Regions from separate parts of the Homo sapiens genome. Here region 1 is linked to region 2. A link is a loop called in an ENCODE intact Hi-C map of the cell type or tissue named here. Cell type or tissue: PC-9. All regions are shown on one strand. Each heading gives the region's core, and the rest is flanking DNA. Links, peaks and the distances in the headings are about the cores only. Region 1 overlaps LOC107985960 (a long non-coding RNA gene). Region 2 has its middle 130 kb from the start of DLX2-DT.

Evidence for each region. A loop is a pair of places that touch in the nucleus more often than their neighbours do. Peaks named below come from ENCODE experiments on the same cell type or tissue, not always from the same donor. Only the 100,000 strongest peaks of a DNase experiment are listed, where the experiment ranks them.
Region 1: a loop joins it to region 2, with 2.7 times the contacts of the local background. A loop is called at or near these places in 3 of 110 quality-filtered maps.

Annotation. Positions count from the first base shown.
Region 1 is chr2:172,336,856-172,349,213 of GRCh38, reverse strand. All of the region lies in intron 4 of LOC107985960 (a long non-coding RNA gene), which reads right to left. Among named protein-coding and RNA genes, the nearest start is that of ITGA6, 85 kb to the left of the region's middle. In PC-9, for the core only: no CTCF peak of the experiment used is centred there; no DNase peak of the experiment used is centred there; H3K4me3 peaks cover 522 bases.
Region 2 is chr2:172,226,721-172,239,078 of GRCh38, reverse strand. No RefSeq gene overlaps it. Among named protein-coding and RNA genes, the nearest start is that of DLX2-DT, 130 kb to the right of the region's middle. RefSeq lists a silencer at 3,804-4,098. In PC-9, for the core only: no CTCF peak of the experiment used is centred there; DNase peaks (open chromatin) are centred at 6,948, 7,378 and 9,728; H3K4me3 peaks cover 777 bases; H3K27ac peaks cover 2,542 bases.

The sequences.
Region 1 (12,358 bases), core at 2,026-10,025, 110 kb before region 2:
TTGTGCAAGTAGAACATTTCAGTAACAACAGAATTCCAGAAATTGATTAAGGTGATTTACTCCTTGGGTCAGAGAGCTGAGCCACTCTCTTTCTGCAAAAAGTCATCTTTTCAGTGCCCAGGACATTTTAATCTTGTTGGCATTCAGTGTGCAAATAAAGCTGACTCACAGGTAAAGCCATCTCCGGACACTTTTCCCCACCTTTTATACCCTGCTTACTGACATGAGGGTTTTCACCTGTTCCTGTTATTGTAGGAGAAAAAAAAATCTAAGTAGTTAATTAAAATAGAATGTTAACTTACATTATTTCCCTGAGATGCAACTGGATTATGGAAGAAATGCTTAGAAGAGGATTGCTTTACCCAAATAAATGACTAGTTGATTTTGAAATTTTAGACATCAGCAGGATAGGAAACTTCCAAGTATTCTTTTTAAAATGTGTTTAATGGATATACTTATGAGTCAGCTTTATTTGCAGACTGAATGCCAACAAGATTAAAATGTCCTGGGTACCCAAAAGGTGACTTTATGCAGAAAGAGGGCGGCTCAGTTCTCTGACCCAAGGGTCAAGTACCTTAATCAATTTCTAGAATTCTGCTACTACTGAAATATTCTACCTTGAACAAATCACATACTCCTCTCGCCTCAGAAGGGTCACCTGTGGAACATGGTGGATGTCTGCCCTCCTCCATGCCAGGGGACACACAGAGACAGGTGGAAGTGCTTTGGATTTTTCTGAAGCAAGCAGAATGCCAAAACCTATCTATAGGACAGCAGATATTAGAATGAAGAAACTGTCAAACACAAAATTAAAAACAGAATTTAAGTAACCAAAGTCTATCTAAAAATCACCCAAAGAAGGTGATTTTGGAGGTCTGGAATCACAATTTTAAATGAACTTGTAAAAATTATCCAATCTGGAGACATCCATTATAGACCAAGATGGAGGATCAGAAACCGAACTTATTCTTCTACTCCAAACAACGAAAAAATCAGACAAAATATATGAAACAACAGTTCTCAAGACATTGGACATCAGGCAATGAAAGGCAGTGATCCCTGAAAGATGGGATAACAGATGAGGTGAGCCCTAAGATTTTCCCAGCTTACTGCATTGAGAGAGTTTCCAGGCCACAGTGCAAGGAGGAGAAACCCAGATGGAGTCAGCTGTCTCTCTGAGTAGAGGAAACTGGGGAGGCCGAGGTAGCTAGAGCTCACAGGGTGGAATACCAGAGAGGAGAGAGCTGCAGAGAGGACTCTGGAAATCTGCAGAGGATCCCCCTAAATATTCAGTTGACTATTTGTTCGATATAAATGAGAAGAAACTGCCTGACAGTAGGAAAGAATTACCTGAAATAATTAAGGAATAAGGAGTACAGGGAGCTCACCTAGGGCTGGGAACAATGCCTGTTCTCACTAGCCAGACCTCATAACTCACAGGGTATCAGGTAGACTACTCAAAAGGGCCTTCACTTGGCACTGGGTGACATTAACCATAGACCAAATACTGCCCTAGTCCCACTTAAAAAAGCTTACTCAAGAAGAAACAGATAACCTAAATAGCCCTGTTAAATAAATTGAATTTGTAGTTTAAAATCTTCCCACAAAGAAAGCTCCAGACTCAAATTCCTTCACTTGGGGATTTTACCAAACATTTAAGAAAAAAACAATACCAATTCTACACAAACTCTCCCAGAAAAGTAAAGAGAAAGGAATACTTTCCAATACTGCATGAGGCCAGAATTAGTACAATAACAGAATCCAGAAAAAGACACTGCAAGAAAACTACAGACCCATATTCTTCATAAATAAGACTCAAGAATTCTGAACAAAATTTTAGCAAATTGAATCCAATAACATATAAGAAGGACAATGCATTATGACCAAATAGGATTTATCCTGGAAATGCAAACAAGTCATTCAGGCAGTTACTACCTATCAGAGTTAGAGCTGCAGGGAGGAAAAAAATTTTTTTTTCATCTCTGACCCAGGTCAAATGTCTTGTTTTATTAAGCTGAGGCCAAACTGCAGAACAAATTGTACTAAACTAAAACTAGTATTAAAGTCTCCTGGTTGCTAATCCAATGTGCTTTCTACAACACAAGTGTAAGAAAAAGTAGGAAACAACAAAAGCTGGAGTCTAATAAAGAGAGGCTTGTAGAAAACTATGAGAAAAAAAACCAAGAATTTGAATGGGATATCAGATGTGAACTTTTGAAGAATGTCAGTGATGTATCATGGCGCTAGTTCTAAACACATCTATTTTTCATGAGACTAATAACAGTTTTTGTGCAAAGGAAAGAATTATCTGCAATAAAATAGATGAAATACTTATTTTAAAAATATTTCTCATAATAAAAGTGTTAAAATGACTCAAACTGTTTTTTTGATCTAACACGAACATGATTCTTACGACCAGAAAATTGCCCTGTTTGCAAATAAGGCCAAAAAAGCAAGATGATGTAAGATTATGCAAAATGCAAGCCAATAAAGTCATATGTAGATATACAGAAATATTATTAATCTTGATGAAAAAATACATCATTGGTTTGAAGCACAAATAAATATTTCTCTTAAAAAGCAATGACTTATTTAATAGCTGTCTGTAAGCCATGTGTTCATTTAATAAGAATCACATGTGCCTATTAAAATAAAGATAGACTACCAGCTAATGGTGAACTATGAACAAATCCACAGACTGTGGATCTGCCTACCTTTCTATCCCTATGTGAGTTCCCCATGAGCAGGAGCTAGGTCTTACTCATCTTCATATTGCTGGGGCTAGCAGAATCCCTGGCATGTACTCAATCCTTTCTTCTTGCTCCCAGACTTGTGTCATGTGAGATAATGAACACCCTTGCTGTTTGAGTTAGTCAAATGGAAGTTTCTTACTTGCAGCCAAGAGCATCAGCATTGAGACAACCACTGCATGAGTCTCCATTTCCTGAATTGTAAAACCGGGAATGGTAACATCTGTCTGATGGGGTTTTGAGAGCAATAAATGAGATAATCTACTTAGAACCCTTTGCACAGTGCCTGTCTTAGGAAATGCTAAGTAAATGTAAGTTTCCTTTCCTCTCTTAAGGAATTTGCCATTTAAAAACCAAGGAGACAAAGTTCAACACATTCAAAGTTCACAGAACTGTTCATGATGTCACCTGCTAAACTTGATGCTGCCAATTTTGAGATAATTATTGCATTAACCATGATTTTCTCTCTAATTATTGTTATTGTTAAACTCATCAAAGAATTTGCTCCAGGAAATGATTTTAAAAGGGTCTGTGAATGAAAACCTAAATTTGTATCAAGCAAGTAACAAAGAGAATGGCTCAGAACACTCTTCCTTCCCCAAAACAAGCCATTATGCTGGTAGCCCAGCAGCTGTGGCCCACTTTCATTTTATCGTGATTTTTGAAAACTTTTTATTGGAAAATGTCAAACTTACAGAAAACTTGCAAGCACAAAGAATAATAGCACTAACTACACATGTGCACCCTTTCCCCAGATTCACCTACCGTTAACATTTTGCCCACTTGCTTTCTCATTTCTTTTTCTTTTCTTTTTTTTTTTTTTGAGACAGGGTCTCACTTTGTCACCCAGGCTGGAGTGCAGTAGTGCAGTCTCAGCTCGATGCAGCCTTCACCTCCTGGGCTCAAGTGATCCTTCTGCCCTCAGCCCCCCGAGTAGCTGGGACTACAGGTATGCGCCACCACACTTGGCTAATTTTTTATACTTTTTGTAAAGGTGGCATTTCACCATGTTGTCCAGGCTGGTCTCCAACTCCTGAGCTCAAGCAATCCACCTGCTTCAGCATTCCAAAGTGTTGGGATTACAGTCATGAGCCACTGCAACCAGCCTCGTTCTCTTTCTCTGTGTATGTGTATATGTATACATAGGTACATAATCTTCATACACATTTACTATTCTTTCTGAAACATTTGAAAGTTGCAGCCATCATGCCCATTATGTACAATTTTTATTTAAATTTCATTTTCTAATTTAAACACTTAAAAAATAGATACTTATGCCACAGTTCATGTCCTTTGTAGGGATATGGATGAAGCTGGAAACCATCATTCTCAGCAAACTATCGCAAGGACAAAAAAACCAAACACCACATGTTCTCACTCATAGGTGGGAACTGAATAATGAGAACACATGGACACAGGAAGGAGAACATCACACACCGGGGCCTGTTGTGGGGTGGGGGGAGGGGGGAGGGATAGCATTAGGAGATATATCTAATGCTAAATGACAAGTTAACGGGTGCAGCACACCAACATGGTACACGTATACATATATAACAAACCTGCACGTTGTGCACACGTACCCTAGAACTTAAAGTATAATAAAAAAAATAGATACTTGTATATGATTTGTACATGGTGCTAAACCTGAAGTGTACAAAAGGGAATACTGTTAAAAGTAAGTCTTCCTTTCATCCCTAGGGCCTACACACTGGTGTCTCAGAATAAGAAGGGAATGTATCTTGGGATTCTCTGAATCCATTTCTTTCCCAATTGTATGAAAACTTTCATATATCCAAAACAATTGAGAAAACAATAAATAACTATCTAAAAGAGAAAATTCAAGAAATCTAATCTAGAATCCCTCAGGAGCTACTGCTCTTTCTGGTGCTGCAAAGGTTTGAGACATTTGGCCTTTTCTCCAGGGATTCTTACTTTTAGAACCCAGACACCATCGTATGAGGAAGCCCAAGCTGCCCTGTGAAGAAACCCATACAGAGAGAAACTGACAATTTGCAAAAACTTGCCAGCCAGGTGGGTAAGACATTTTGAAAGCAGATACTTCAGCCCCATTGGAGCTGCCCCAGCTGACACTGCATGGAGCACAGATGAGCCATCCCTGCTGAGCCCTGCCCACATTGTAGATTCATGTACCAATTAAATGATATTTTTTGTTTTAGGACACTAAAGTTTTGAGTTTTTCTTCCCCCTACAACAATACTTAACCAGAATAGCTAGTCATGGAGGAATACAACGATAGAGTGATCTATTAGGGTAGGGTGCCTGCCTTCAAAGAGCTCATGCTCTAGTGGAGAAGCCACTAGAAGCCAAACAAAAATTAATTAAATACAGTGCTGTCTAGATAAATACCATTTTCATATAAAATTTTAGGAGAGGGGACAAATTAACTGAGTTTGACAGTGTCTCAAAAAAATGTAAAGAAAATAAAAGTTGAGTTCGGTTTTGAGAATGAGTAGGAGTTCACCAGGTAGAAGAAAGAGGGCTCTCATCACTTCAATGCCATGCAAATTTGTAGAACATAAGAAAGGATGGTAAGATGGGCAGGGCCAGGAGATCAGAGAAAAGGAAAGACCCAAGTTAAGGGTTCTGGTTAGACTAAGAACAGGGACCAGGGAGGAGGAAGCAACTGTGGGGCAGGGGCGAGAGGAAGAGAGCAGGAAATAAATGAGGTTGCAGAACAGCCAGGGCTGCTGGGCAGGGCAGGACACCTAGAGGGCCCAGGACCAAAATCTGGGCCTGATTCTGCTTCTGGTGAGCAGCAGGAGTTGTGTGGGATATAGGAGCCTGGGAGAACCTCTTCAGGTTTCTGGACTAGTCTTCCCTCTGTAGAATGAAGGGTGGGACCCAGGAGCTTCAAGGCCGTTTCCAATTTTGTGACACTTACAAGGGTCAGTGTTTCTCTAAATGGGGTCCTATGGAATCAGGATGCCTGGGCATCCCAGGTAATCCTGATGCCAGTTATGTTTAAGAAATACTATTGTATGAACTGAATGGGACGGAACTTCTCTTGTCCTTGGTTTCTTTGCATTAAGTAAGAAACAAGAAAATTTTTGCATTCTGTAAGCAATACTGTAAATGCAACATAAAACTCTGTAAGATGTAAATACCATACCATTTTCCCCAAACTGCAAACTGAAGATTTATTTTCCCATCAGGTAAGAAAGTGGTGCGTTGTTTCTCCTTTTTTCTTAAGGAAGCAAACTTACTTTGACAAGTAAAATACCCTACTTGGCCTCAGAAGCTGAGGTTACTGATAAGAAGACTGGGCAGCCCCAGAGAGAGAAGGTGGCCTGTAATTCAACTTGGATTTGTTGAAACTTACTCCGAAACCCCTCTGGCTGGGCAGCTGCTGAAAGCATTGGCCTTTTGTTTGTGGTAAACACCAAAAAAAACCCAGCATCTTCTAGAATCTTCTAGACTGTCAGTGTGCAAGAGATGAGGGCGATTAATTTTGTTGGCAGATGCAGAAACAGTCATGAGAGGGGTCTTCTGGAAGAGAAAGTCAGGGCCTGGATAAGCTTCTTGAAATCAGACATGTAGAAGCCCAGTGGAGACACGGATTTGCTTTTCAAATGTTAATGAGTGTTCTTAATCAAATGTGGCTTTCACCGCAAGTTCTGCTCCCACACACTCTGGTTTAAGGCTGAGCTAGACTGGAGTGCACTTGATTAAACTCAGCACAGATCTTATCCAAGGGCAGTCTTCATGTGTTTTTCTTCTCAAGCACCAGGAGGATTGTAAATAAAACATGTTGAGGAAATATAAATTCCCCATCTCCCCTAGTCTCAACAAAACTATAGAGGTACACATCTATTTTCCTTAAAGGATTCAGCAGTTAACTGAAAAATGTATTTATTAGATCTTATAAAAAGGAGGGGGAGGGAGGGGGAGAGAGAGAGAGAGAAAAGGAGGAGGAAAAAGAGGAGAAGGAGCAGGAGGAAGAGCAGGAGGAGGAGGAGGAGGAGGAGGAGGAGGAGGTGGTGGCAGAGGAGGGAGAGGGAGGGAGCTCATGGAGTGGAGCCTAGGCCATTCCTGGGAGGTGCAGTCTGTGAGGGCTCCTTCCCTTAATCAGGTGAAAATGGACTTCAAGCCCTAATGGGAAAAGAAAGGAAGCACCAAGGGGAGGAGAAGGAAGCCGAGGCAGAAGGCAGGGAGCCCTGTGTCCTGGCAGAGGGCCACTCCTTTGCTGGGAGGTCCGTGGCCTCTGCTTCTCCCGAAGGTCACTGATCACTGTTGGCAGCATCCTCCTTTCCTCCCCTTCAGTGGTGCACACAGCTCCCACCAGATAAAAGGTCCAAGGAAGATGACCCTTTTATGAGGCATTGCAGGAATTTGTGATTTACAGGAAGGAGACACTGCTTGTAGGTTTGAGAACACAAACTCCAAAGAGATAGAATCGGCAGAATATATCCTTCTTTTCCTTGAGCTATAGCACTTCTAAGAGGTCTATTAAAATCTAAATTGGAAGATTCTCATAGCTTAGAATCCAAAACACAAACCAAAACAAAACAGCAGTAGAGAACCACAGTAGTTCATTGCCTAACCTAGCTTCCCCCACTCATTCACTCCAACTTTTCCAAGGATTTATTTCCATTACATTTAACTCCTAAGCTCTCATTCTTCATAATATATTTGTCCCGCATTGATTTTTACAAACCCACGTTCATGTTAATGTCAAGAAAAAAAAAATCAGCCAGGCGCACTAGCTCACGCCTGTAATCTCAGCACTCTGGGAGGCAGAGGTGGGTGGATCACGAGGTCAGGAGTTCGAGATCAGCCCGACCAACATGGTAAAACCCCATCTCTACTAAAAATACAAAAATTAGCTGGGCTTGGTGGCGTGTACCTGTAATCCCAGCTACTCAGGAGGCTGAGGCAGGAGAATCGCTTGAACCCAGGAAGCAGAGGTTGCAGTGAGTCGAGATTGCACCACTGCACTCCAGCCTGGGCAACAGAGCGAGACTCTGTCTCAAAAAAAAAAAAAAAAAAAAAGAAAGAAAGAAAGAAAAAAAGAAAAAAAATCCTTACAACCAGTAGGACATCAAAGGCAAGACTAGCTTTACTCCACGGGACAGTAGACATGGCACGAAAGCTGCTGCTGGGTTACAGGCTCAGGGTGTGTCACCAAGGGAGGGGAACAATGAGATTCAGCCGTTACTCACCACCTGAGTCCATTCCGCTTAGAACCCCAGCCAAAAGATAAACAGCAAGAGGGAAAAGAACTCTGTAAATATCCCCATGAGAACAATGAACAAAGTTCATGTATTTTATCTGCCTGTGTAAGCGTAGGCATAAAGCCCCAGCGGAGTCTTATTTTTCTCATTGTTCCAAGAGACAAGTCCTATACCCCCAAGAGAGGGGAACCCAGATCCCCTATTAATGAAGAGGTTGTAAGACAGCGAGGGTCAGTCTGCGTCCTCCAAGAAGTCGAAGCAATCAGATCAGGGAATTTAAAAAAGGAATCTTTTCTTCAAAGTCCTTACAGGGATCTTATCATGTAGTCCATGCAAGTGATTTAGAAAGTCCAAGTCTTATCATGGAACAGACAAAGCCAGTCTCCTGCTTTCCTCCCCTGACCTGTCCCCTTTCAGCTGTTTCTTATATTCTCCTTCAAATTTCTAAATAAAATGCTTGTGCTGCTATTGAGTTATCCAGTAGGGACATCAATAAGCTTCCCATTAGGCTAGGAGACTCTTTCTTACACTTTCCTCCATATTTTGCCTCCCTCTATTCTCTCGATATAGATAAATTATAATTTTTGGTTAAATCTATCCTCTGTGTTTCCATTATTAGATAATTGCTCAATGCTGAGGACAGGAGTGCACTATCATTTTACTTCCTTTGCCTTCTGGTGTGCAGGGTTGCTACTGAGAAATCCTGTGCCCTTCTACTTTCTGTTCCTCTGAACAGAACCTGTTTTATCCGTCTAGGGAAATGTTTACGGTCTTCTCTTCATTCACGGTTTCTGAAATTCCAAAGTGGTATAAGCTGGCATGGATCTTTTCAAATCCACAGGAAATATTCTGGTAATATTTCTTTGCCCATTCTTTCACTTTCATTTTCTTTATTTTGTCTTTCTGGAATTCCTCTTAGGTGAATGTTAGCCCTCCAGGACCAATCCTTTCATTTTCTTATCATGTCTTCCCTGTTGTCCATGTTTTTTTGTTCATTTGTTCATTTTTCTGGGAGTTTGTTGTTGTTGTTGTTGTGTGTGTGTGTGTGTGTGTTTTTTTTTTTAGGGCTTTTAAGACCTTTCTTTCTTGTCCTTTGATGATTTCTGAATTAAAGCATCCTGTTCTGGATTCACGGGTACAGCACCCTCTCTTATCTCCCTACCAATATCAAATAAGTTTTTGTATGTTTATAAAGGTTACTTCTGTTCCCTTTCATTGTTTGTTTCTCCTAAGTATTTTTTCCCATTTGAATGATTTTGATCTCTTTTATGTTGAAGTCTTTCCTCCAGAATCAGGTGGCCCTCGCATGCCCATTCTTATTGAAGACGAAGATCCAAAACTCTGATTCATGGGTTTGCTTTGAGACACGTGGGCAGGCTTGTGAGCTGGTGAATTTCACTGACAGAAACCTAATACTGAGGCAGCCTTTTCAGAGTAGGGCCCCAAATGGACTTTAGTCGGTCTTCTGTCTGCAGCTCAGTTCCCCCATGGCAGACAGAATCCCTGCTCTCTGGCTGGAGAGGATGCCTGCCTGGCTGCGAAAGAGGCAGGGGCTAGCTGGGGTCATCATCTCCATTCAATCATTGTCAGTGCTGACTTTCACTTTCCCCCAGTACCAGCTCCAAACCTCACTCCTGCCCTCCTCTGTGCTAATGTGGCTATGTTCATAGCCTTTTTGGTTCCACATCTCTAGAGAAAAACTTCCAGCCTTATGCAAGCAGGTGGCAGAGGAAGGGGAGGGAGAGGAATTGTGTGGTTGCCCAGTCGGGGAGAACACTTAGGGATCTAATTCCAGACTTCTAAGCAGCCCCCTGCATTCAGTTGCCAAACTCCTTCCTGCCTCCTGCAGCACTTGGTGCCCCAGAACCTCAACCTTTCTGAGGTTCTGCTGGGAGGAAAAGGGGTGGGTATGGCACACTCCTCCTTGGAATGCCCTCTGAAGACTAAACCAATCACCACCCCTCCACCTGCTTTCCATCTGTCTACACCATGGAGCCAATTCAAAATCTGTGTAGCTCCTCTTCCAGGGTATCTGGTTTTGTGCACTGGTACCCTTTTATTCCTCTACTAGAATTTTTAGTTGGTATCTGGTTTTGTGCACTAGTACCTTTTTATTCCTCTACTAGAATTTTTAGTTGGGGTTTTGGAAGGCAGAAGCTTAGGTCTGCCATGTTTAATCATAAGCTTTGTCCCACTATGTAGATTTCACACGTGCTCTCCAGAAATCTGCTTGCCTGTAGTCCATGGAGTCCACTGGATTTTCTGGGCTTATATAGGCGGATGGTTCTAACCTTGGATCTGCCAGGCACCAAATGTGTGGCCTTACGTTAACTGATTCACCTCCCTGGGCCTCATTTCTTCATGTAAAAATTGGGGATAAAGGAGGGCTCCTGTGCATTAAATTTTTTTTTGTAAATTATTAAATTATCATTAACAGAATTAAATTGCCTATTGTGTTAAAGATAATGTTCATGATAATAAGCAAGTGGGGTAGGCACACATTACCCCATTTTTCAAATGAATTCTACAAAAAAGGGGCCTAGTCTCTGTAAGGGGGCAGAAGATACTTGTTCGGTGCCTTGTGATTTAATTCTCCCTTTATTATGTTTCATCCTCCATGCGAAATTCAGATTTTCCATTAAATGGCTGATTCTCCCATTTGAAAAGTTAAATGTGGTGATTTGGGGTGGGGGGAAGTAAAAGAGTTCTATCTGGTTATTTATTTTTAGGAATACAGAAAGAAGGAAAACTAAGGTCCCTAACTGTGAAGAGGAGGTATTCTTGGGCCCTTGCCTTACCTTTATTTTAGATGATCTTTCTTTACTTAGATGATCAACCTCTCAGCATCCAATTTCAAAGGTATTTAAGTTTGTATTTTAAGTCAACAATTATTGGAGGAAGTTAAATGTTTTCCTGTAGTGTTTTGCCTCTTTGTAAACTAAATAAGGTTGTATGCATATTTTACCTGCTGAACATTGACCTCCATGAGGGCCTGGGATTGTCCCCATTTTTCTGTTGGCCACTGAATATAGCATAATGCCCAGCACATCCTACATCATAGCCCTTAGGAGCTACAGGAGATCTTAAAGTATATCTACTCCAGCCCCTTTGTTTTACAGACAATCTAGAAAAGCCCAAACAAGATGAAATTATTTGCCTGAGAACTCTGAGGAAGAGACTAAACCAAAACTTGACGTGGGCCTCTCAGCTCAGAATTAGTGCTTTCCACTATACCAGGCTGCCCAGAGTAGGTGTTTAGTAAGAATCTGGTGTTCTCAACACAGCCTAATCTTTCGTGTTCTCTCCATTATAGCCCAGCTTTTTCTTTTCTTTAAATGCTGATGGATTTAAAAAGCAAAACAAAACAGCAATAAGGCTTAACATAAACCTAATAGCTAATTACATCAAGAGAAAAGAAAGCTGGGACCTTACATAGTAGATGACTTAACTATGTACTCTAATATAATACATAATCAAAACTACTCTCTTTAGTAAACATATTTCCACTAATTTATTCTCCCATGAAGCAAGCCATAGGTGTGCATGTTTTCTACCTTGGATGCTGACTATGTTGTGTACCTTCAGAGTCTTTACTTCTTTAAACCTGACAAAACTGGCCCCAAGTGACCTCTGCTCTCTGATCTTAGTGCTGCCTTCATTAGGGTCACCTGAATGAGTTCAGATGGGCACAACTGACTTAATCAATAACAGGGAGTCATTTATTGTAGGATAGAGGAGTGTATCCTGGAACCTCAGGGCAGGAAGACCAGTCAGATGATCCCAAGGAGCTGAAAACCTAGAACCAGAAAGCCAGCAGGAGCCACGGGAGCTCCCTGCAGCCTCACTCCCGCCCCTCACACCCTCCCTCTTGGTGGGGCCCCGTGGTCTCTATCCCTGCCTGCATGTGCACTCCCTCTTTTTCTCTCGGCAGACCATCTTTCTTCCCTGGCCACCCACATGTCCTCCTCATCACTCGTGGGCTTACATTCCCTCCACTTCAGCAGTAAGTAGTGCCTGAGACTCCTATTTCTCAGCCTGAATTCCAAACTGGCAGGAGAAGGAACCCATTGCCACTGCTTAGACCAATATCCCCTTCTGCTCTAAGTAATCACAACTGTGGGACAGTTGCCCATCCAAACATGGTGGCCAGGCTGCTGACAACTGACCTAAGTCAATTTGGCTATTCACATCTGTCAGGTTCATTTTTGGCAGATAATGGCCATCTTCAATAGCTAGAGGTCTATAAAAGCCACAGTTCCCCTCCCCAATGACCTCACTGTGAGGTGTGTGAAAATGAAGGCAGATTTCATTCAGAATTCTGCCACACATACCAACATTTATGAATAAGCAGGCACAAAAACATATAAGCTCCAGCAGCAGAGTCAGTTCAAATTCCAGTGGCATTAGTGACTGAAT
Region 2 (12,358 bases), core at 2,407-10,406:
AAAAAAAAAGTCTTTACCTAGACATAGGGAACCTGGCTGACTATGGTATTAACTCTCCTTCTACAGGTTGGAAAATTCAAAAGCCTCCCCATGCTTTTATAAAATGGCTCATCTTACTTCAGACACTTACTTACTATGGTATTTATACTTCTGGATCTTATTATGTCCTCTTGATATTCCCTGCCCCTCAATCCCCCTTCCTTCATCTGAGTCTACCATCTTGGTTCTACCTTCCGTGGATTTCTATGGAAATTTTACTTAACCTAAGCATCCTCTGACCTTAAGAACTTTACTGAAGATTTACGGTTGTCACCAGAGGAAGAATTGTATCACATACCAGAGACAGCAAGCAAATTAGTAAAAATCTCCATTACGCCTTTCTGTTCTCCCCACAAATCCCCAGCCCAAAGCTGCTATTTTTATTCTCTCTCATAGAACTAAATCTTTTCCTCCTCCAGCTCTCCTCCAATACCTTCTGTCTAGAATCTCTTTGTATCAGAACCATACCATTTTTATTATCATAGCTTTCTGTCTTCAGATTCAGTCCTGTAAATCTCCCAACTTTGTTCTTTTCTATCTTTTTTTTTTTTTTTGACTATTTTAGAGCCTTTGGATTTCCATGCAAACTTTAGAATCAGTTTGTCAGTTTCACACACACACAAAAAAAATCTGAAGAGAAATGACATCTTAAGAAGATCAAGGCCAGGTACAGCGGCTCATGCCTATAATCTCAGCACTTTGGGAGGCTGAGGTGAGTGGATCATTTGAGCCCAGGAATTCAAGACCAGCCTGGGCAACATAGTGAAATCCCATCTTTACCAAAAATAAAAATAATTAACTGGGTATGGTGGCACATGCCCATGCTCCCAGCTACTCGGGAAGCTGAGGTGGGAGGATTGCTTGATCCCGGGAGGTTGAGGCTGCAGTGAGCCATGATAGTGCCACTGTACTCCAGCCTGGGAGACAGAGTGAGACACTGTCATGAAAAGAAAAAGAAAAAGAAGAAGGAGAAGGAGAAAAAGAAGAAAAGAAGAAAAGAAGAAAAGAAGAAAAGAAAGAAGAGAAGAAGAAGAAGAAGAAGAAGAAGAAGAAGAAGAAGAAGAAGAAGAAGAAGAAGAAAGAAGAAGAAGAAGAAGAAGAAGAAGAAGAAGAAGAAGAAGAAGAAGAAGAAGAAGAAGAAGAAGAAGAAGAAGAAGAAGAAGAAGAAGAAGAAGAAGTTTTAGAGCCATGTGTGGTGGCTCACACCTGTAATCCTAACTACTCAGGAGCCAGAAGTGGGAAGATTGCTGGAGTCCAGAAGTTTGAGACCCGCCTGGGCAACATAGCAAGAACTCTCTCTCAATGAGTAAAAAAACAAAAAGAAGATCAACTTTCCAATTTGTGAGCACAGTATATTTCTCTCCATTTATTTAGGTCTTCTAAAATTTTTCTCAGTAGTATTTTGTCGTTTTCAGTGTTCAGAGCATACACATATTTTGCTAAATTTCACCCTATTGCATATTTTTATGCTTCTATAAATGGTGCTTTTAAAAATTCTATTTCTGAAATAGACAGTTCATAGCTATCATATAGAAATAGAATTGATTTTTATATGTTGACCTTGTATCCTGCAGCTTTGCCAAACAGGATGCAAAATGTCATAGTCATTTTGGAAACAGTTTAGCAGTTTCTTATGTAGGTAAACGTATATTTACCATATGACCCAGCAATTCCACTTTTAGGAAATGGAAACATGTCCTCACAAAGCTGGCATGTAAATGTTCATAACAACTTTATTCATAATAGCCAAAACTGGAAACGACCCCAATGTCTATCAACAGGTGAGTGAATAAACAAATTGTGATATATCCATACAAAAGAATATTACTCAGCAATAAAAAGGTACTCCTGATACATGCAACAACATGGATGAATCTCAAAAACATTATGCTGAGGGAAAGAAGCCAGATAAAAGAATAAATATTACATAATTCCATTTATTTAAAATTCTAGAAACTAAAATTTAATATATAATGACAGAAAATAGGGCAGTCTTGCCTGAACAACGGTTGGGGGGAGGAATTGTCAGAGGTATTTGAACCAGAGCAACTCCATCTTGAATAAAGGCTGGGTAAAAATGAGGATGAGACCTGCTGGGCTGCATTCCCAGATGGTTAAAGCATTCTAGGTCACAGAATAAGACAGGATATCGGCACAAGATACAGGTCATAAAGAGCTTGCTAATAAAACAGGTTGCAGTAAAGAAACTGGCCAAAACCCACCAAAACCGAGATGACTAGGAGAGTGACCTCTGGGAGTCCACACTGCTACACTCCTACCTGTGCCATAAGTTTACAAATGCCACGGCAACGTCAGAAGTTACCCTATATGGTCTATAAAGGGGAGGCCTGAATAATCCACCCCTTGTTTAGCATATAATCAAGAAATAACGATAAAAATGGGCAATCAGCAGCCCTCGGGGCTGCTCTGTCTAGAGCCATGGAGTAGCCATTCTTTTATTCTTTTACTTTCTTAATAAACTTGCTTTCACTTTACAGACCTGCCCTGAATTCTTCCTTGTGCGAGATCCAAGAACCCTCTCTTGGGGTCTGGATCGGGACCCCTTTCCGGTAACAGAATGAGTGGGAAAGGACACAGGGAATATTTTGCTAAAATATAAATGTCCTGTGTCTTGATTATGGTGGTGTTCACACAATTGTTCAAGAGTCAAAACTCATTGACTTGTGCATGAGAATGGATGCATCCATTGCATGCACATTTGACCTCAATAAAGCTGGAAACTGCTCAGGGTGTCTTTTAGAAAGCAAGAGGCACACATGTACCAAGGAACGAATGAACTGCAAGGAAGTAGCAAATAGGACAGAAAAGAAGTGAGACTGTCTTTAATCTTCATTAGATTGTTAGCCTGTAGACACAGTGCTGCCCGGTAGAACTTTCTGCCCTGCCCAATACAGCAGCCACTAGGCACATATGGCTTCTGAGCACTTTAAATATGGCTAGTTGTACTGAGAAAGTTAATTTTAAATTTTATTGACTTTTCATTAAATTTAAATTACCACGTGCTACTATGTTGAACAGCATAGCAAGGTAGGGAATGTATGTCTCATGTCTCTATGTGCCTATTACCTAATCTGGTAGTAGTTACTGAATAAAGGCTGAAAAAGAAAAAAATAAAATAAAATCCAAATAACCTGATATGCAGTTATACCAAGCAGTGTAGTGAATGGAACATCAGTAGACCCCAGATTCAAGTTCCAACTTGGTCCCTTGGTTCCTTTTCTGTTAAAATAGGGCTTTTACTCACTACAGACTTCACACTGTCTTTATAAGGCTCAAATGAGAGAAGTAAGCAAAACTACTTAACCTTAAATCACAAAGCTTTGCACAAACGGAAGGTACTGGACTTATCAGCAATGTGGTGGCCACATCTGGCGCCAGCGTTTCATTTTAAACTGAAGGCTCAAGAGGGTCGTGCCAAGCTTTCCCGGAGCCCCAGGAAGAGACTCTGTGCCTGTATACCTTGGTTCCGTTTTGTCTTTGACATGCTAATACCACAATCTCCGCGGAGCACGACCACCTGCGCCTCATAAACCTTTCCATTTACCAACACACGTGCGACCTTTCCTATCCTGGAGCCACTTTGCCAGTATTGATCGCTGATTGCAAGGGAGCATGCTTTGCAACTGCATAGGAAATGATGTTTGTTGCCGCGAAGGTGGTGGCCTGCTAGGATAAAAGAGGTCGCACTCGCTGCCAGAAGAGGAAGGAGACCCCTGCGGTGAGCGACCGTCGCGGCAGACCCGGGACGCGACTTGGAGTCCTCGTTTGCACTCTCCCCGGTTGCAAAGTGGTCCTGTTATCTCCAGGCTCTGCTGACTCCTCCCTCCGCGGCTGCCTTTTGTCTTTGAAGCCGGAGACCGACAATGGATTATTATCTGTGCATGCAGGTGTTGTTGAAGAGAACAATTTGTGAACAATGGCCCTTCCCACGTTGTCCAAACATAACGATTGCTCCGCAGCTGTTATTTGCAGAACTCGTCACCTTTCTCGATGCTGCCGATGCTGCCGTTGAGCCGCCAGCTGTCCCCGAGCGCGGCTCCCCCGGCGCCGCCCACCGCCGACAACTCGGCCGCCCTCACTGCCCCTCAATGTCCCCCGCTGTCCCCCGATGCCTCCAGATGCCCGCCGCTGCTCCCCCCAGTGTCCCCCGTGCCCGCCGCTGCTCCACGACACAAGCTTCTTTTGGCTGCCTTGGCGCTCTCCGCCGCCCCCAGGCGACAAGACCCCCAGGCAGCCAGACTGTGCGGGGCCTTCCTCCCGTGCGCTGTCCCAGGGTCAAAGCACGCTCCCCAGGAACCTCCCATCCCATTCAGTATTCTTCGGGGAAAACAGAATGGACCCACGGGGTTGCTTGTGGACCTTGTTTCAAACACATGACCCACAGGTGTGGATCTCTGCCCTGTAAGATCTGGGTGAAATTGTCTTGAATCCACCAATTCTGCAGTCTAGGAATGTCCGAAACTCCTCCTCACTCCCCTACCCCTGAATCGTGCCAATTCCCAGGCCCTGCATCTGCCTGTGATTCTTTTAGTTCCCCCACCGACCCTAATGCAAAATGCAGCCCTTTCACTGGTTCTCAAAATCTGCTGCCATGAAGCAGTTCCTGAGAGATTTCACTGAAAACGAGAGGGTTTCCACCCAGAGAGGACACCTCTTGACTGACACTTTCAGCTACTGTCCCCACTCCCTTCTCACCCCTACATCCCTTGTTTCACCCAGGAGAAGAAATTCCTCTCCCCGGTTACACATAGAGCTACTCACCAGTCTCCAGGCCCTTCCCTCAAGCTTCACTACCCAATTCCTACCAAGGGTTTTCCAAGTGCCAAGGCTCCCTCTCCTTCAAGGAAGAAGCACTGTTTTATTCCTGGTACAAAGACCTTCAGTTCCCACTGGTGTCCTGCTGGCGCCAGAATGTCTGCTGGTCTGCCAGTTTCTCAAAAAGTTCACTGGCCTGCTGCAGTCTGTTTTCTCACTTAGGGACAATTCACATACAGTGGATGGTGAGCTTACGGTGGATGGTGAGCTACCAAGGAGCAGAATTTCATGACAGCATTCAGCCCTGGATGTCCAACAACAACCTAAAAAGGTCAGCTGCAAAATCTTGCAGGATGCAGTAGCCATGCTTTCAGGGGCAATACATAGTTAGATTGACATATCTATAATGCTGAATTAAAGCTGCCATAACCTTTTCCCAAATCCCTGAATGAAAGGTGACTTCAGTCTTCCTTAAGCCTCTCCATGAATTTGTGTACCCAACTGAAGATTAGACATGAGCATATTGTATTTCTTAGGTTAAATACTATCACTACCTTATGGTAAAGAACATTTTGACTCTGAGATGAAAATATTTCTGAAATTTATTGACATCAATTTCTAAGACCTCTGCTGTGCTCCAGTAGGGAGCCACAAAATAAATCGAACAGTCCCAGACCTCTTCCTCACCCCATTTTATGCTAATAACATACTCTCAAATAACCAGTCATGTCTTTTATGGGGTAACCTTGGGTCTACTTTCCTAACTTGTAGTTAAATAAAATGCATATAGTATAAACATGAAACACCCTGCAATTCCTTGTCCCCTCACTTTAAACCAAGAAAGGAGACAAAGACCAATCAAAAAAATTGTTTAAACCATGTCTTTGGTAACATCTCCTGGTTTGTTTTGGATTAAGGGTCTGAAGGGAAAACAATTGAAAAGCAAGTGTAAATCAGCTTCCCAAAGAGAACACTGAGAATTCCAGAGATCTGCATTTCTCAGGACACTTGAGAATTATGTCCACTGCCCCCACATTCCATAACACTGGGGCAGCCATGCAGATTCACGCAGGACCTGGCTTCATGAACGCAAGGTAAACCATTAGATTCAAGCTGGTCCACTCCACCAACTACCGCGTGTGGTTGCTTGGAACAGCAACAAGCCCACGCCTGCACTAGCCTTTAGGTTGGTCAAGTGGCTGCCCACCCAGGCACTGTCTCTGAGGCAGGGTTAGAATGTCACAGCCCGCCCTGGGAGGACAGGGGTCCTGTGCATGTTAACAAGCTCAGTGAAAGGAGGCAAACCACTTGCCTCAGCACCACATTAGGCTGGGGAAGTATAAACTGGAAACCATGCAAATATTTATCTTCAGGGACCTCCAAGAGACCTCTGGGAGAAGGAAAATAAATCTCTACACGTGTTTACTCATAATGATTCCAACAGGCCCATCTAAAAACGACTCCAGCATTTCATTAAACAGACTTCTTCAATGGTCACCGAGCTGTGTAAATACAGTATAAATAAAGGCACAGATCCTCTTTTCTGGCTGGCTGGAGGTGTCCAGTTTGGATACACAATCCCTTTCTCCCAGACCGATCCCTTCTCTGAGGGCCCAGAAAGCAAGAAGTGTACCGAAGGATGTTGTTTCCCTTTCCATTAGGGTTATTTGTGGAGGGACTTTCATTTTGAAAGCATCTATGCTCATTTTTACAGTTTTGGAGAAACAGAAATTTGAAAAAAGGGCAAAAGTCCTGTGTGAAGAATTTAGTACACTTAACAATCACCTTTGATCTGACAAGAAAGGTGATCGGATTAGTAAGCCCAAGAACATGGTGAAAAATGACTTCCAAATGGTCTCCTTCCTCATCTGGCCGGAATAACAAAGCTAATGTTGGACTCGAGTCTGACAACAAGAAGGAAAAGAGCATGACCTCAGAACATCCTCCTGTGGCAAGGGCCCCAGGTGATGCTGAGAAAGCACTTGCTTTTGGAAAAGGCCCCAGCATGCACACACACACACACACACACACACACACACACACACACACGCATTCCTTCCACACAATGACTTGGTGTAAAGAAAGCAGGAAAATCGCTCTCCAGGCTAAAGATTCCCCCATGCTTGTTATTAGTCACCTTTCCCTCCTCCCAACTCTTACTGGCAACTAGGCCAGGCAATGACTCAGGAGGGCAGGCAGCAGGAGAAGCTGGTTCAGCACCACGGCTTAAAAAACACCAAGGCCCCTTCAAGTGTATTTAACTCAGATTTACTAATCTAGTCACCTAGGGAGAGAAGAAGGGAGCCAAGGAGGGGTGCAGGTGTGTGTTTGGGACAAGGTGGGAAAGGAGAGGCATTTGGGCAATGTTAGTGGAAAAATGGAAGCCCCTGCTTTCCTAAAGATAGCTCATGTAAACCAGGAAGGACTCATTCAGATAACCTCTGCAGGTTTCACCATGAGCCATTCTGCTGTGGGCGACTCTTCTGCCTCCAGTACACCTCTGATATCACTGGTAAAATGAAGGGCCTCTAGCACCACACATTACCTACTGGAGGAGGATGTCAGCAGGTCATGAAGTATAACAGGTTCTCCAGGTGAAAGGGACAGATGGGAGCAACATGAAACTCAGACCTGGGCCAACCGTGAAAGCTGAGTGCCAGGACGCACCAAAGTCAGGCAGAGGGAAGACAATGGCAAACCTCTATGCCCCAGGACTGAAAGATTTCTCCCTGAACATGGTGGGCCCTTTCTTTGAGTATGATGTCTAATTTGGCCAACTTGTCAGATGGTATAAGTCCAAGGGAAACCTCACCTAGCACCGTCTGATGGAGTTTGAGGGTGGCACTTGTAACTGTCCTGCTCTCCTTTGTCTTTGTGCATTCGGCAAACTGTCTCTCCCATCTGGGTTCACTACTCAAGAGACCAGGCCAACAGCTTGTCCGTGCTAACCCTCCACTAATCACATCACAGACCTCCGAGTGCTCCCCACCCCGAACCTTGCCTGTCCTTTCCTGTCAGAGCAGGCTGCTCACACCCAGCCACAATGATGTGATTGCAGCAGAGCAGCTCCTTAAGTGGAACACTGGGGAGGATAACACCCTGCCTGAAATTTTCAACAATCACACACTCCCCAGCCCTGATGTTCTACACAGCACTTCCATTAGCATGATTTGCGACAGACTTACTAACCAAACCCCACTGCTTCTGGCTGGTATTCAGGCCCAAATACAAAGGAATGAGTAAAAGCTGTTTTCTCCCCAGCAGTATCTCGCCTCCTTGGCAGGTGGCAGAGGATGATGTATGGAATAGCTGGCATCTCCTCCTCCTCCTTGGAAAGGAATTCAGCACACAACACTGCTGTCAGCCAACCCACCAGCCAGCTGACTCTCTGAGGGCAGCGGCAGGCCGAGCAGCAAGGCTGGATGCAGCCGCCAGGTAAAGGAATAGGCCAATGAGGCCAAGGGACCTGCACCGGCACTGCCTCTCCCAGGGCCTGAATTCCTGGGCAGCCTCGGCCTCTACAGCCCACAGCCTATGCACCAGCCCACTAAACAAGCCTCCTCCATCCTCATGTGTAATCAATTATGTGAAAATCTCACTGGAACTTTCTTTTAATGTCCTTTCTAAAAGCCTAGCCATTCCATTAAATCTGCCCTTTAATCTACCCATGCTTCCTTTATTGCAATACATACATCAACACATTCCATGAGCCACAGAGCTATCTATAGAATATTAACAGTACCTTTCTTGTAAATGCTGACACATTCAGAATGGCTTCTGTATTTGTTTTATTTGTGTTCTTACACAGTCTGTGCTCCAGAGACTTTGGGGGCTCCTGCCAGGAGAGGCTGGTCATGCTGGGTCTCTCAAGTACTTCTCATCTGGCCCAGTGGTGGCTCCCAAGATCTTTACTCAGGGACCTGGGGCCACAGTCTGACTGGAGGTTTAGGAGCTTGTCTGAAGCTGGCTTTGCAGAGCAATCATGATGCATGTACTGATATTTAATGTTGATATGTAGAGGTTTGGAGTAGAAGGTCATGAAATAATGAGGAACCCAAAACCCTACCCCCATATTGGAGCTGCAGCCAATAAGATCAAGTGCAGCCATTGATTATGGTGCCAAGAAACCCCAGAGTCCTTCTAGAAGGAGCCTCAGAGCCAGCCAGCTCTCCGTCAAAAAGGAGGCATGCAAGATATCCTATTTCAATGGGCAAGTGGCAAGATTTAAAAGACAAACATGAGCATGTAGGTGACATGGAGTACCTAGAACTCACATGTTGATGAGGCAGTAAGCACTGTCATTAATTCAGCTTGTACCGAATAACACACACTATGTAAAAGCCTTGACTATACTAGCTCATTTAACCCTCAGCACAACCTTGTGAGGTAAGCATCACTAGCAACCCCATTTCAGAGACCAGAAAACTGAGCCCTTGTTCCAAGATCCAACAACCAGCAAGTGCTGGTCCCAGGCTTTGAAACCAGGTCTGTCTGGCTATGGAGTTTCCCTTCTCACTACATCCTTCAATCTCCCAGTTACACTAACCTTCACACAGGATTTCTGATTTCACTCCCTGCTATCAGCCCTCAAAACAACAACATTTTGGTGCCCCCCTCTTCGCTGGAAGCATAAGAGCAGACATTATAGGAAAGTGGCTAGCACAGATGACAGCATGCCAGGCCACCACATAACTGGTCAAAGCCACTGGAGCCGGTCCTCCAAGAAGGAAAGGTTAATGGTAAAGGCTGGATCCTCCCAGGCAATTTCCCATTGCCCAATGAGGAAGAAATGCAAGGGTGCTCTTAATCAGGTTATTGGCTCCTTTCTGATTCCAAACAGCTTTCTGTAATTTAGCAGACTTCTCAGGAAGGCAGCTCCTTGGTGCCACTTTCTTATCACAAGCCACCATCAGAAACTACCAGGAAATGAACCCTACTATCATCCTGGCATTTGCTACCTCACCCCAGCTCAGGTCACCTGGCCCCACGGAACTAGTGTTGCCGGATTCAGCCAAAACAAAACAGAACACGACCCAAGTTAAATTCCAATTTCAGATCAACAATGGATTTTTTTTTTTTAGTACAAGTACGTCACATGCAATCTTGTGAATGCTTATTCTAAAATATTACTTGTTGATTACCTGAATTTCAGTAACCCCTACAAGGGCCCCCAATACAGCACTTCTCTCTTCAAAAAACAAGCGTTCTAGTGAAGGTCAGAAACTATTACACAGAAGGTATATGAGATTTAACAAGCCACCCAGGCCCCTAATTAAGACCCAGGGAAAGTAAGCACACACTTCTAAAGCCCTTGCTTGGGGCTTGGTGAGAGCATCCTCCCACCAGGAGGAGCCTGGGCTAAACCCTAATTACCCCCAAGAAAAATCCAAATGTGTCCACATCACATTGATCTCTGTGGTTGCAAATTCATAGTTCCTTTCTTCATTCCTGTTCACAGGTAAGTCTCCATGTAACACACTTCTCAGATGGAGACAGGGAAACCCCTTCCCTCTCCCACCGGCAGCATATTTTGAACCAAGCAACTAAAATCTCCAGCTGGAACTCCTCTTTCACAAAGATTTGCTTCAGGGAGCAGATGGGAAGAATGGCAGTTACGTAGCCAAAAAAATTACACTAAATGCCAGAGCAAGTTCACACTCGTAAACACCAACTCTGTCCAATGTTTTCATTTTTCAAGTGCGAGCATGTTGCTGAAATCTAGATGCCATTTCAAAACAAAGTTCTGAAAGAGCAGTAAGCGTGTTTCCCTGGCACCAAATTATTTCCCTTCCTCCATGCTCTACAGAGAAACAAACCTCACAATGTTCCCAGCTTGCCTTCTTTTTTTCTGAGACAAGGTCTCACTCTGTCACCCAGGCTGGAGCGCAGTGGCAAGATCATGGATCACTGCAGTCTTGACCTCCTAGTCTCAAGCAGTCTTCCCGCCTCGGCCTCCCGACTAGCCGGGACTACAGGTGCATACCATCACACCCAGCTAATTGTTTAGTTTTTGTAGAGATGGGGGTCCCCCTTTGTTGTTGCCCAGGCTGGTCTCAAAGTCCCATCCTCAAGCAATCCTCCCATCTCAGCTTCCCAAAGTGTTGGGATTACAGGTGTAAGCCATGACACTCAGCCTCCAGCTCATCTTCTGTGGGAAGACTGTTTCACTCTCCTGAGAAGAGCAGCCTCCCCTAGTTTTTATGGAGTTCTGAAACCGGATTTCTGCATGGCCTCTCCTACCTGGCTCTTATCTCTAAGAACATCCACACCACATACCCACAAAAGGCAACACTTGATTTTGCAAGAACTTAGGGCCAACAGCCTGAACCTGGTTTCCTCTGGACAAGCCAAAATTCCCGAGGCTACCCACATCTGTAAAAGACAGCCCCCTCTAGTTTCCTAACAGACTGGTTTCGTTAGTTTGAGCTCCAGGGTTGGGGGAAGGTCCTGGAAATTTGGATGACTCTGGAGGCAGTTACAGTTACTCTTATCTGGGCCCAGGACCAGTGATTCTCAAGCAAGCGAGCCTGCCTCTCCTAAGAGGAGCTGGTATGAGAATATCCAAAAGGATGTTTCATTTGAAAAAGTGTAATTAATATGCCATTTTATATTTGGAAAACAAAACACCTATTGCTTTTGCAGTACCAACTATAGAAGCGAAAGCTCAGTTCTTGGAATTTACAAGAATCAACTTTTCACATTTTATAAGAGCAATAATAGCTAATATTTGAGAACTACCTTACGCCAGACACTATGCTAAACTCTCTACATTGCATGACCTCGCTTACTCCTCAGCCATCCCCTGAGGTAATACTATTATTCCGTTGCTCAAGTAGGGAAGCAAAGGCATGTCCTAGTATGGAGTAGAGCAGCAACTGGAATTGAAGCACTCTAACTCCAGGATCAAACCGTAAATCACTCCATACCATGTCCAAGGATGAGGAGCACTGGTGTGGCCAAATTCATGGTCAGCCATCGCCTCAGATACCATTGGCTTTCTGTCCTGCCGCAGGGCCCTGAGTCTATAGTGGGAATTAGAAAAAACAATGATAAAGTTATTGGGCCAAGCGCAGTGGCTCAAGCCTGTAATCCCAGCACTTTGGGATGCCAAGGCAGGCAGATCACCTGAGGTCAGGAATTCAAGACCAGCCTGGCCAACATGGCAAAACCCCATCTCTACTAAAAATACAAAAATTAGCCAGGCGTGGTGGCAGACCCCTGTAATCCCAGCCACTAGAAAGGCTGAGGCAGGAGAATCACTTGATCCCAGGAGGTGGAGGTTGCAGTGGGCCAAGATCACGCCATTGCACTCCAGCCTGGGCAACAGACAGAGACTGTCTCCAGAAAAAAAAAAAAAAAGCTATTACTTTGCCATTTCATACAGTCTGGTAGAGTGTACACATGCTGCAGGGTGTTGATAAGACAACACAAATAAAATTATATGCTGATATGGCTCTTGTTAAATCCTTGCCAAAGAAAGAAACCTTTCAGGAAAGTCCAGGAAAAATCAACTTTAATGAAAAACCTGCAGCCACTGAAAGAA